Linked DNA regions of Homo sapiens: region 2 is linked to region 1. A link is a loop called in an ENCODE intact Hi-C map of the cell type or tissue named here. Cell type or tissue: transverse colon. All regions are shown on one strand.

Region 1 (5,000 bases):
TCTTCCAGGAGAGCAGAAGTACCTACTTCCTAGGCAGTGGCAACCACTTGGGGAAAGGAAGAAGATGGCCCCCTCTACAAATGCGTTTCAATTTGGAAACATTGCCTTGATGTAGCGTTAAGTCGGAAAGAAGCAAATTAATAATGAAACGGGAGAGTTCCCAGATCCCCGTCGCAGGACGTGAGACAGGGGTGTGGCTTGCCTGTTGGGTCGTTGCCACTGCTCAAACCCCTGAGGGGTGGGGGAGCACGCAGACAGACAGGTGCAGGAGCCCGAGTGGGTGTGTGTTGCAGTGTGCCGTTTTAGCCCTGCCATCCACGGATGGCTAGAGCGTTAACCAGCTCAATGGACCCTCTGCCTTTTTGCAAGAGCAGAGAGCCAATGTGACAGCTTTCTGTATCCCAAGCTTTTGCCCAGCATCCAAGGGAAAATCGGGCCACATGTGGGCTTGAAGGATGAATGAGGGATTTTATCGAGCGGTGGAGGTGGCTCTCAGTGGGCTGGATGAGGAGTTGGGAGGGGGATGGAGTGGGGAAATGATCTTCCCCTGGAGTTTGGCTGTCCAGTGGCTGAACTCAACTCCAACCGTTTCCACATGAATTCCTGTCAGCATTCAGACGTTCCTTCTCTCTTTCTCTGCCGTGCCATTCCATCGTCCATCTGCTTGTCTCCTTGTCTCCTCATCTGCTTTTGGAGCCTGGGGTTTGGGGTTTATACGACTACAGGATGGGGGATATGGAGGACCAAAAAGCAACACTTTGGGTGTAAGAACAGAAATGCCTGTTCCCACTTAAAGCTTCAGGTCTTCAGGCTTGATGGGGGGGCTCTTTGCTCAGGACCACCCTCTTCTATCCAGTATTTCCCTGTCTCCTGTCCATATCAATAAGACGTATATAATCTCAATTAAAAAGTGTGTGCATATCCGTGTGTGTGTCCACACAAAATCTCTTAACAGAGATTACTTCCAGGCAGCAGGATGACAAAGGGGTTTATGAGATTGGGTTCCTACTTTAAATATTTCTGCAGTGTTTGGAGTTTCTAAAGAAATATTCCTTTAGTAATTAAAGAGAGAGAAAGGAAGAAAAAAAGAGAAAAAACAAATGGATAATTATGTTCTCAGAGAATCCATCTGGACATAATAAAAACAGCAGCAGCAGTTGTATTAGTAGGTAGTATTTATTGAGTGATTTGCTATGTATGCCAGACTCTTCTAAGCACATTACTTGAATTGAGTCATTTAATCCTTGCTGTAACCCTGTGAGGTAGGGATTATTATTATGCTCAATTTACATATGAGGAAACAGGCCCAGAGACTTTAAGTAACTTTCCCAGGTCACTAAACAGTTTCCCAAGATCGGCGTTTAAAATTAAACCTCCGATGAAAGATAAAAGCTCTTTTTGTGTGAAACAAAGCAAAGCAAAACAAGAGGTCCATAGATGCCTCCACTCAGGGTCCCTGGCTCCATTAAGCACTGTAGGCTCAGGAAACTTTCAGAAATGTTTTACTTTATTTTAGAATCAGAGGGATAAAAGGAACATTCACAGTCAAAGAAAATGCTTTACTTTTGTAGGGCCCATCAAAGTGTAATAAATTTTGCCTGAAATAAAAAAAAAAAAGTAAACATTGATGCATTTAAAGTAATATCAAGAATAATTTTTAGGTATGAGCCACACAGTCGCTCCTACCTGCAATCCCAATACTCAGCAGGCTCAGATGGGAGGATCGCTTGAGCCAGGAGATGGAGGCTGCAGTGAGTTACAATTATGCCGCTGCATTCCGGCCTGGGTGACAGAGTGAGACCCTGTGTCTAAAACAATAATAAAGAAGAACTTTTAATATTGAAAATATTTTATCATCGTAGACTCAGAGGGTACCTGTGCAGGTTTGTTGCATAATGATCAGGTTTGGGCTGCCAGTGTACCCGTCACCCCAGAAGTGAACATTGTACCCAATAGGTAACTTTTCAACACTCATCTCCCTCCCACCCTCTCCCTCTTTGGAGTCCCTGGTGTCTGTTATTGTCATAATATTGATAATGTTTAGTATTATAGGAGGGGTCCATGAAGACAAAACTGCTGATGGCCACCCTGTCCTTACCTGCGTTACCCAGCCCACTTAAGTTTCAATCATATCGAAGTGGCATAAATGAGCTCAAAATTGTTCCTAACTCTCAATCGTGTTCAGAAGGGCCTGTTTGCATAAGGACTGGGGGCCCAGACAGCACTGCTTCTCTAATGAAGTTGTCATCTTGGAATCCCTCACATGGAGTCCCTGAGTGACCCAGCACTTGGAGCATAGGAAATGAAAGAACAATGACTTTGCAATAATTTAAAGTGTTACATGAGCAATGACAACATACTTGCGGATATTTGAGCTATTTCTTTAGAGGAAAAAAGAACAGTTTGGAGAAACCTAACTCTTGTCATATGGTTTATTTAATGATGATACTAATTTAGAGTAGGTTCCCGCTAATGAAAAGCTGTAGCAAATTATACTAACGAATCCTTGCTGTAAAATTCTTTCTTGTAATTCTTTACGGGAACACAGGGCAGTTTTCAAATGAAGATGTGATGGACATTCGTTCTTGAGTTTTTAACTGCCCCCAAAAGGGAACTCTGAATTACTGGGACACATCGAGGGGGAGGGATATCGTTTATATAATAATCAGGACTGCTTTCATTCAGAGTACAGAAAGCCCAACTCAAATTAGCATCAAGAGGGACTTCATTGGGTCTTCTAACTGAATAGTGTGAGGATAGATCTCAAGTGTGGCTGGATTCAGAAGTCAACCCACTTTCCTCTGTGCCGGCTTCATTTACAAAAGATTCTCTCCGCATGGAGGTGTGGTCCCCCAGATTGAGAACCAGCAGGAAAGGAAGTACTGCTTTCTCCTGGTGGTTCCCAGGAAATTCTGCAAGTCTTATTTTTCAGAATTGGCTCAGGAACCCATCCCTGGACCACTCCTTGGGGCCAGGGGGATGACGTGCTCCAAAAAAGCTTTGGGGCTTGCGTGGCATGCTCATTAGGTGGTTGGTGTGGGTTGACTTCTCCTGAATCCTGTGGATCAAAAGTAAGGAGGGGGATCCACTTCATAAGACAATTGAAACCAAGGTGTTGTCAATCAAGGGAAACAGCAATGGACACAGGGGAAAGAAAGGAAAATGTCTACTGCAATATGTAATTAATAGTATGGAGGGTTAAGTTTCAGTTTTTGTTGATTTATGGAGTTTTTCAATGTCTTACAAACAATCAAAACACCGAAAAACTTTTAAATAAAATTTCAAATAGCTACAAATCTAGCTACCTTAGGTTTAAGTCACTGGAGATTACTGGTTGAAAGTTTGTTAACAGTTTCTTGTTCATGCCTTGAAAATTTCATGCAAAATTGTACCTTTTGGCTCTCTCTGAAGAAACATGACAATTTGGAGTCTGGATTAGTCCTTGAAAAAAGCTGGTCCCTGAATTCCTTCTGCTGCTGCACCTGGATGCTTCGTTACAACTAGAGCTAATAGGAACCACCCAGCACTCGTCAATGCCTGAACTGGGCTGACTGCATGGCTGATTAAACCCACAGCAAAAAGTGTTTAAAGTTTAATTAATCAGTCAACAAGAAAAATTGAACTCTATACCATGGGTAAAGCGAGGCTGCACACACACACACGAGAGACAGAGAGAGAGAAAGAGAGAGAGAGAGAAATTTGATGGTGAAGTATTTCCTATAGAAACAACCTCTCTTTCTTTGGTGACAACATTATTTGGGACACCATTAAGAATTTAATAAACTAATTGGACTTTTTTTTTTTTTTGCAATTTCATGCCAATGAACACTGATAAACCAACTTCATGGTTGCTCTTCACACTTGAGATTTGAATAGTACCTTTATAAAACAAAGCCATTATGAAATGGCCCTGTCACCGTGACTTCTAAAGGGTAAGACTGTGCCTCCTGACAATAAGTCCAGCCTGACTTTGTAACATCTCTTGGCTCCCTTGTCTGGAAGGATGATTAAAATCAACAACTATTTCCTGAGTGCCTCTTCAATATAGGACATTGTGCTAAGTACAATATAGTAGTAGGTGCTGGCGGGGAGGTCACATACACAGATAAACCATAGGTGTCGGCCTTACATTGCTTCAAATTCAGTGTGAAAACACAAAACTCACACGATAAAGTACAGTGTAAAGTGACATATGGTAAGTAGCCCAAATCAAATGAAATTATTTAAATTGATGTAATTAAATATTTATTGAAATACTTACACCTACATAACAGGCTTAGTTCAAGGTCTTGAGGAAATAACAATGAGCAAAACATACAAGATCCCTGATCTCTTAGAGTTTATGTTACGGGGGTGGCAGGGGGAGAGGGAGCGGATGATGGACGATTGAACAAATAAGTATAAAATATGTCAGATTATTAAATGCTGTGCAAGAAAAATGAAGCCGAGCAAGGGCTTAGTTGGAGGTGGAGGAAAGTGCACTTTCCTAAGACTGGTATGGGAAGGGGCTTTTAAGAAGACAGTGTTGCGAGGGCTCACGCCTGTAACCTCAACACTTTGGGAGGCTGAGGCCGGCAGATCACTTGAACTGGCCAATATCGTGGCCAAGACAAACCTGGCCAATATTGTGAAACCATGTCTCTACTAATAATATAAAAAATAGCCAGGCATGGTGGCACGTGCCTTTAATCTCAGCTACCTGGGAGGATTAGGCAAGAGAATTGCTTGAACCCGGGAGGTGGAGGCCGAGGTGACCAGAGATCATGCCACTGCATTGCACTCCAACCTGGGTGACAGAGCAAGACTGTCTCAAAATGAAAAGAAGAAGAAGACAATGTGAGCAGAGAAAGGAATGAAGCAGAAGGAAGGGAGGGTGTGTAGAGTGTCCAGTGCCTGCCTGTGCTTAGTAAGCACTCAATCAATAAACACTATTATTATTATAATTAATCTAAGAAGGAGCCCGTAAACCTGAGAGGAGAGTGTCATTGCAATGAGCTTGA
Region 2 (5,000 bases), 340 kb after region 1:
CCATATGTTGGTCTATCCACATCACGGAATATTATTCAGCTATAAAAAGGCATGAAACACTGATCCATGCTCCACCATGAGTAAGCCTCAAAAACATTATGCTAAGTCCCAGCTGGGCTCAGTGGCTCACGTCTGTAATCCCAACTTTGGGAGGCCTAGGTGGGAGGATCACTTGACCCCAGGAGTTCCCGACCAGCCTGAGCAACATAGTAAGACCTTCTTGTCTCCTCAAAAAATAAAAATAAAAAAAATTACCCGAGTATTGTGCTGAACACCTGGGGCCCCAGCTACTCAGGAGGCTGAGGCAGGCAGGAGGATCACCTGAGCCCAGGAGGTCGGAGCTGCAGTGAGCTGCGATTGCGCCACTGCCCTCCAGCCTGGGTGACAGAGCAAGACCCTGTCTCGAAAAAAAAAAAAAAAGTTACACTAAGGGCAAGAAACCAGACACAAAAACCACATAATTCCAGTCATATGGAATGCCCAGAATAGGTAAATCCATACAGACAGAAGCTAGATTAGTGGTTGCCAGAGGCTAGGGGAGGGAAGGATGGCGGGTGGTGGCCTAACTGGGCTTCCTTTTGAGACAATGGAAATATTTTGAAACTTGATAATAGAGGTGGTGGTTGCACAACGTTGTCAGTGTACTAACAGCTATTGAATTGTACACTTTAATATAGTTTTTCTTTTTGAATTTTTTTCTTCTTTTTACATATATTTTGTTTATTGGCCTCCAGCTTTGCATAATGTGGTATATTTTATGTTTTGTAAATTTTACCTCAATATAAATAAACATATACATTTTCAAAACATTTTTAAATGTGTGTGATGTTCTGATGAAGAAAACTCAGGCCCTCGAGCCCAGCAGTCTGTTTCCAGTCCCAACTCAGCCATGTGCCAGCTTTTGTGTGTGTGTGTGTGTGTGTGTGTGTGTGTGTGTGTGTGTCATGGAGTTTCTCTCTTATCGCCCAGGCTGGAGTGCAATGCAGCAATCTTGGCTCACTGCAACCTCCGTCTCCCGGGTTCAAGCAATTCTCCTGCCTCAGCCTCCCGAGCAGCTGGGATTACAGGCATGCACCACCACACCTGGCTAATTTTGTATTTTTAGTAGAAACCTCAGGTGATCTGCTCACCTCGGCCTCCCAAAGTGCTAGGATTACAGGCATGAGCCACTGCGCCCAGCCCATGCGCCAGCTTTATAACCTTGAACATGTTCCTTAACCACTCAAAGGCTCAGTTTCCTCACCTGAAAAAGGAAGGATATGTAGTTCCTTTTCTTTTGGTTTTGTTTAGTTTTGTTTGAGACAGGGATCTCATGCCGTTGGCCAGGCTGGAATGCAGTGGTGCGATCACAGCTCACTGCAACCTTGAACTCCTGGGCTCAAGCAATCCTCCCACCTCAGCCTCCAGAGTAGCTGAGACTACAGGCACATGCCACCAGACCTGGTTAATTTTTAAACTTTTTGTAGAGATGAGGTCTCACTACGTTTTCCAGGCTGGTCTCAAACTCCTGGGCTCAAGCAGTTCTCCCGCTTCGGCCTCCCAAAGCTCTGGGATTACATATAGTTCCTTTCCATGAGTTTGTTGTGAAGATTAAACAACACATTTATCACAATTAAGATAGCATCAGGATCAGAGTGAGGGTTTTGTAGCAAAGTTTTTGTTTGGTTTTGTTTTGTTATTTGGAATCAATGGAGCAAAAGCAAACACACACACACACACACACACACACACACACAAACACACACAGAGCCTTTGAAGTGAGACACGCGTTTGAATTTTGGCTCTGCCACCTACAACCTGGACCACATTGGGTAAAGCTGTTTAGACTCTCGAATCCTCAGTTTCCCAGCTCCTTAAGTACAGGATCTCATCTGACCTTCCTCATTAATACTGAATGACTTCAATTTAAGCAACGCCTGCATATATGACTGCTCACTAAAATATTATCTGTTGAGGCTGGCGTGGTGGCTCACTCCTGTAATCCCAGCACTTTGAGAGGCCCAGGCAGGCGGATCACTTGAGGCCAGGAGTTCAAGACCAGCCTGGCCAACATGGTGAAACTCCGTCTCTACTAAAAATACAAAAATTACCCAGGCATGGTGGTGCACACTTGTAATCCCAGCTACTCAGGAGGCTGAGGCAGGAGAATTGCTTGAACCCGGGAGGCAGAGGTTGTAGTGAGCTGAGATTGCGCCACTGCACTCCAGCCTAGGCGACAGAGCGAGACTCCATCTCAAAATTAAAAAAAAAAAAAATCATTGAAATGATAAAATAGAATCTTAACTTTTCCAGTTATTTTACAGGTTATGATAATCAAACATGTGACAACATTAAGCACCCTGGTAGAGGCAAGATTTGCCAGGCGGCTCTCACATACCCCTGCCTCCCACAATACTACCCCCGCCTCCCATGATATGATGAGATGACAAGGCACTTTACCTCTGCATTATACTCCACAAAACCCGTAATCCCAGACAATCATGAGAAAACATCAGACAAACCCAGATCAGCAGACATTCTACAAAACACCGAGTCCTTCCCAACACTGTCCACGGAATGAAAAACAAGGAAAATCTAAGAAATGGTCACAGACGAGAGAAGACTACAAGAGGCATGATGACTGAATGCAAGGTAGGATCCTGGGACAGAAAAAAAATCCCACCACTAATGGGAAAACTAGGGAATTCTAAATAAAGTAACATACCAGTGTTAATTTCTTAGTGTTGACAGATGCATTGTGCTTATGTAAGATGGTAGCACTAGGGCCAGCTGGGTGCAGGGTTGGAACTTGGGTTCGAATTCAGGAACTCTCTGCAATCTCTTTACAACTGTTCTGTGAATATAAAATTATTCCAGGCTGGGCGAGGTGGCTCAAGCCTGTAATCCCAGCACTTTGGGAGGCCAAGGGCAGGAGGATCACTTAAGGTCAGGGATTCGACACAAGCCCAGCCAACATGGTGAAACCCTGTCTCTACTAAAAGTGCAAAACTTAGCCAGGTGTGGTGGCGCCTGTAGTCCCATCTACTTGGGAGGCTGAGGCATGAGAATGGCTTGAACCTGGGAGGCGGAGGTTGCAGTGAGCCAAGATCACACCACTGCACTCCAGCCTGGGTGACAGAGCAAGACTAAAACTTAAAAAAAAAAAAATCCCAAAATAAAAAAGTTTTTTTAAAAAAGTGTGTGTATAGGCTGTGTGCAGTGGCTCACGCCTATAATCCCAGCACTTTGGGAGGCTGAGGCAGGAGGATCACAAGGTCAGGAGTTCAATACCAGCCTGGCCAACATGGTGAAACCCCGTCTCTACTAAAAATACAAAAATTAGCCAGGCATGGTGGCGGGTGCCTGTAATCCCAGCTACTTGGGAAGCTGAGACAGGAGAATTGCTTGAACCCGGGAGGCAGAGGTTGCAGTGAGCCGAGATTGTGCCACTGCACTCCAGCCTAGGCGACAGACTCCATCTCGGGGTGATGGGGGCAGTGGAGGGGGGGGAGTGGGTAGTGTGTGTGTAAAAACATTTTGTGAGCTATAAAATGTAGCCGAGGTGACCTTCCTGTGGCTTCCTGGTCCTCTAATGACCTCTGGCCTGTTGCCACCTCTGCAGCCTGCCAGTCCGATTTGCCTAAAACTAATTCACTGAATAATCAAATATCAAATGATCATTTCACTGACTTTTCCAATTGTGTTTTTAACAGCTTTTTTAAAAGCAAGAATATTTTAACAGCTTTAACAGAAAAGTACAATTTTGATTGCTGATTATGAAATGCAATTGTCTGAATAGTAGCTAACCGAAGCTGATATGCTGTCTGAGAAGCTGCTGGAAGAATCCTGAACATGCTAGAAAGTTGGCAAAATTGAAATCAATACAAACTAAAACGTTCCCTTATGAAGTGTTACTTTTTCCAATCAAAATTCCAACTTTTTTTATTTTTTTCAGACGTAGTTTCGCTCTTGTTGCCCAGGCTGGAGTGCAATGGCCCAGTCTCAGCTCACTGCAACCTCCACCTCCGAGGTTGAAGCGATTCTCCTGCCTCAGCCTCCTGAGTAGCTGGGATTACAGGCACCCGCCACCATGCCTGGCTAATTTTTGTATTTTTAGTAGAGACGGGGTTTTAGCATGTTGGTCAGCCTGGTCTCGAACTCCTCACCTCAGGCAATCCGCCTGCCTCGAACACCCAAAGTGCTGGGATTACAGGCATGAGCCACTGCGCCCAGCCTCCAACATTCTTTATACAGTAGGGTAGGTTTAGCTATTCATGTTCTTCAAAAGCTCTTTTTTTTTTTTTTTTTTTTTTTTGACAGAGTCTTGCTTTGTCGCCAGGCTGGAGTACAGTGGCGTGATCTCGTCTCACTGCAACCTCCGCCTCCCGGTTTCAAGTGATTCTCCTGCCTCCACCTCCTGAGTAGCTGGGACTACAGGCACCTGCCACTATACCCAGCTAATTTTTGTATTTTTAGTAGAGACAGGGTTTCACCATGTTGGCCACGATGGTCTCGATCTCTTGACCTCGTGATCTGCCCGCCTTAGCCTCCCAAAGTGCTGGGATTACAGGCGTGAGCCACCACACCCAGCCTTCAAATGTTTTTGAATAACGTGTTCTATTTTATTTATTAGGCAAATTTTAGTTCATTTTTGTCAATTTCACCAATGGCCTATCAGCCTTGTTTTTGTTTTTCTAAAAATGAATATTTTAATTAAGTTTAATTTACATAATTTTATTTACTACGCTATTTCTCCAGCTCCTACGATGTACTGGGCAGAATGTCATGTGCTTGGCAGAGAGTTATGAACTATGAACCAAACCGAAGTCATCCTTGACCTCCAGGAGTTTGTGGTGTGCCAAGGGCTGAGGGCAAATAAACTGATGCTCACAGCCCTGCAAGTAACAGGAAAGTGGGAGTGCTTCGGGATCAGGCAGGAGAGGAGGCCCTACATGTGGGGGCAGCCACAGCTAAGAAAGAACAGCCAGCTGAGATCTGAAAAATGAATAGAAGTTTTTTTT

The links. Peaks named below come from ENCODE experiments on the same cell type or tissue, not always from the same donor. Only the 100,000 strongest peaks of a DNase experiment are listed, where the experiment ranks them.
Region 2: it touches region 1 in a loop (9-fold over the local background); 18 of 110 quality-filtered maps call a loop at or near these places.

The regions. Positions count from the first base shown.
Region 1 is chr20:53,209,905-53,214,904 of GRCh38, forward strand. All of the region lies in intron 1 of TSHZ2 (teashirt zinc finger homeobox 2), which reads left to right. Among named protein-coding and RNA genes, the nearest start is that of TSHZ2, 240 kb to the left of the region's middle. In transverse colon, no CTCF peak of the experiment used is centred here; no DNase peak of the experiment used is centred here.
Region 2 is chr20:53,550,457-53,555,456 of GRCh38, forward strand. ZNF217-AS1 (ZNF217 antisense RNA 1) reads left to right here and starts at 2,314. Exons shown (of 6, transcript NR_110051.1): 1 at 2,314-2,631. In transverse colon, no CTCF peak of the experiment used is centred here; no DNase peak of the experiment used is centred here.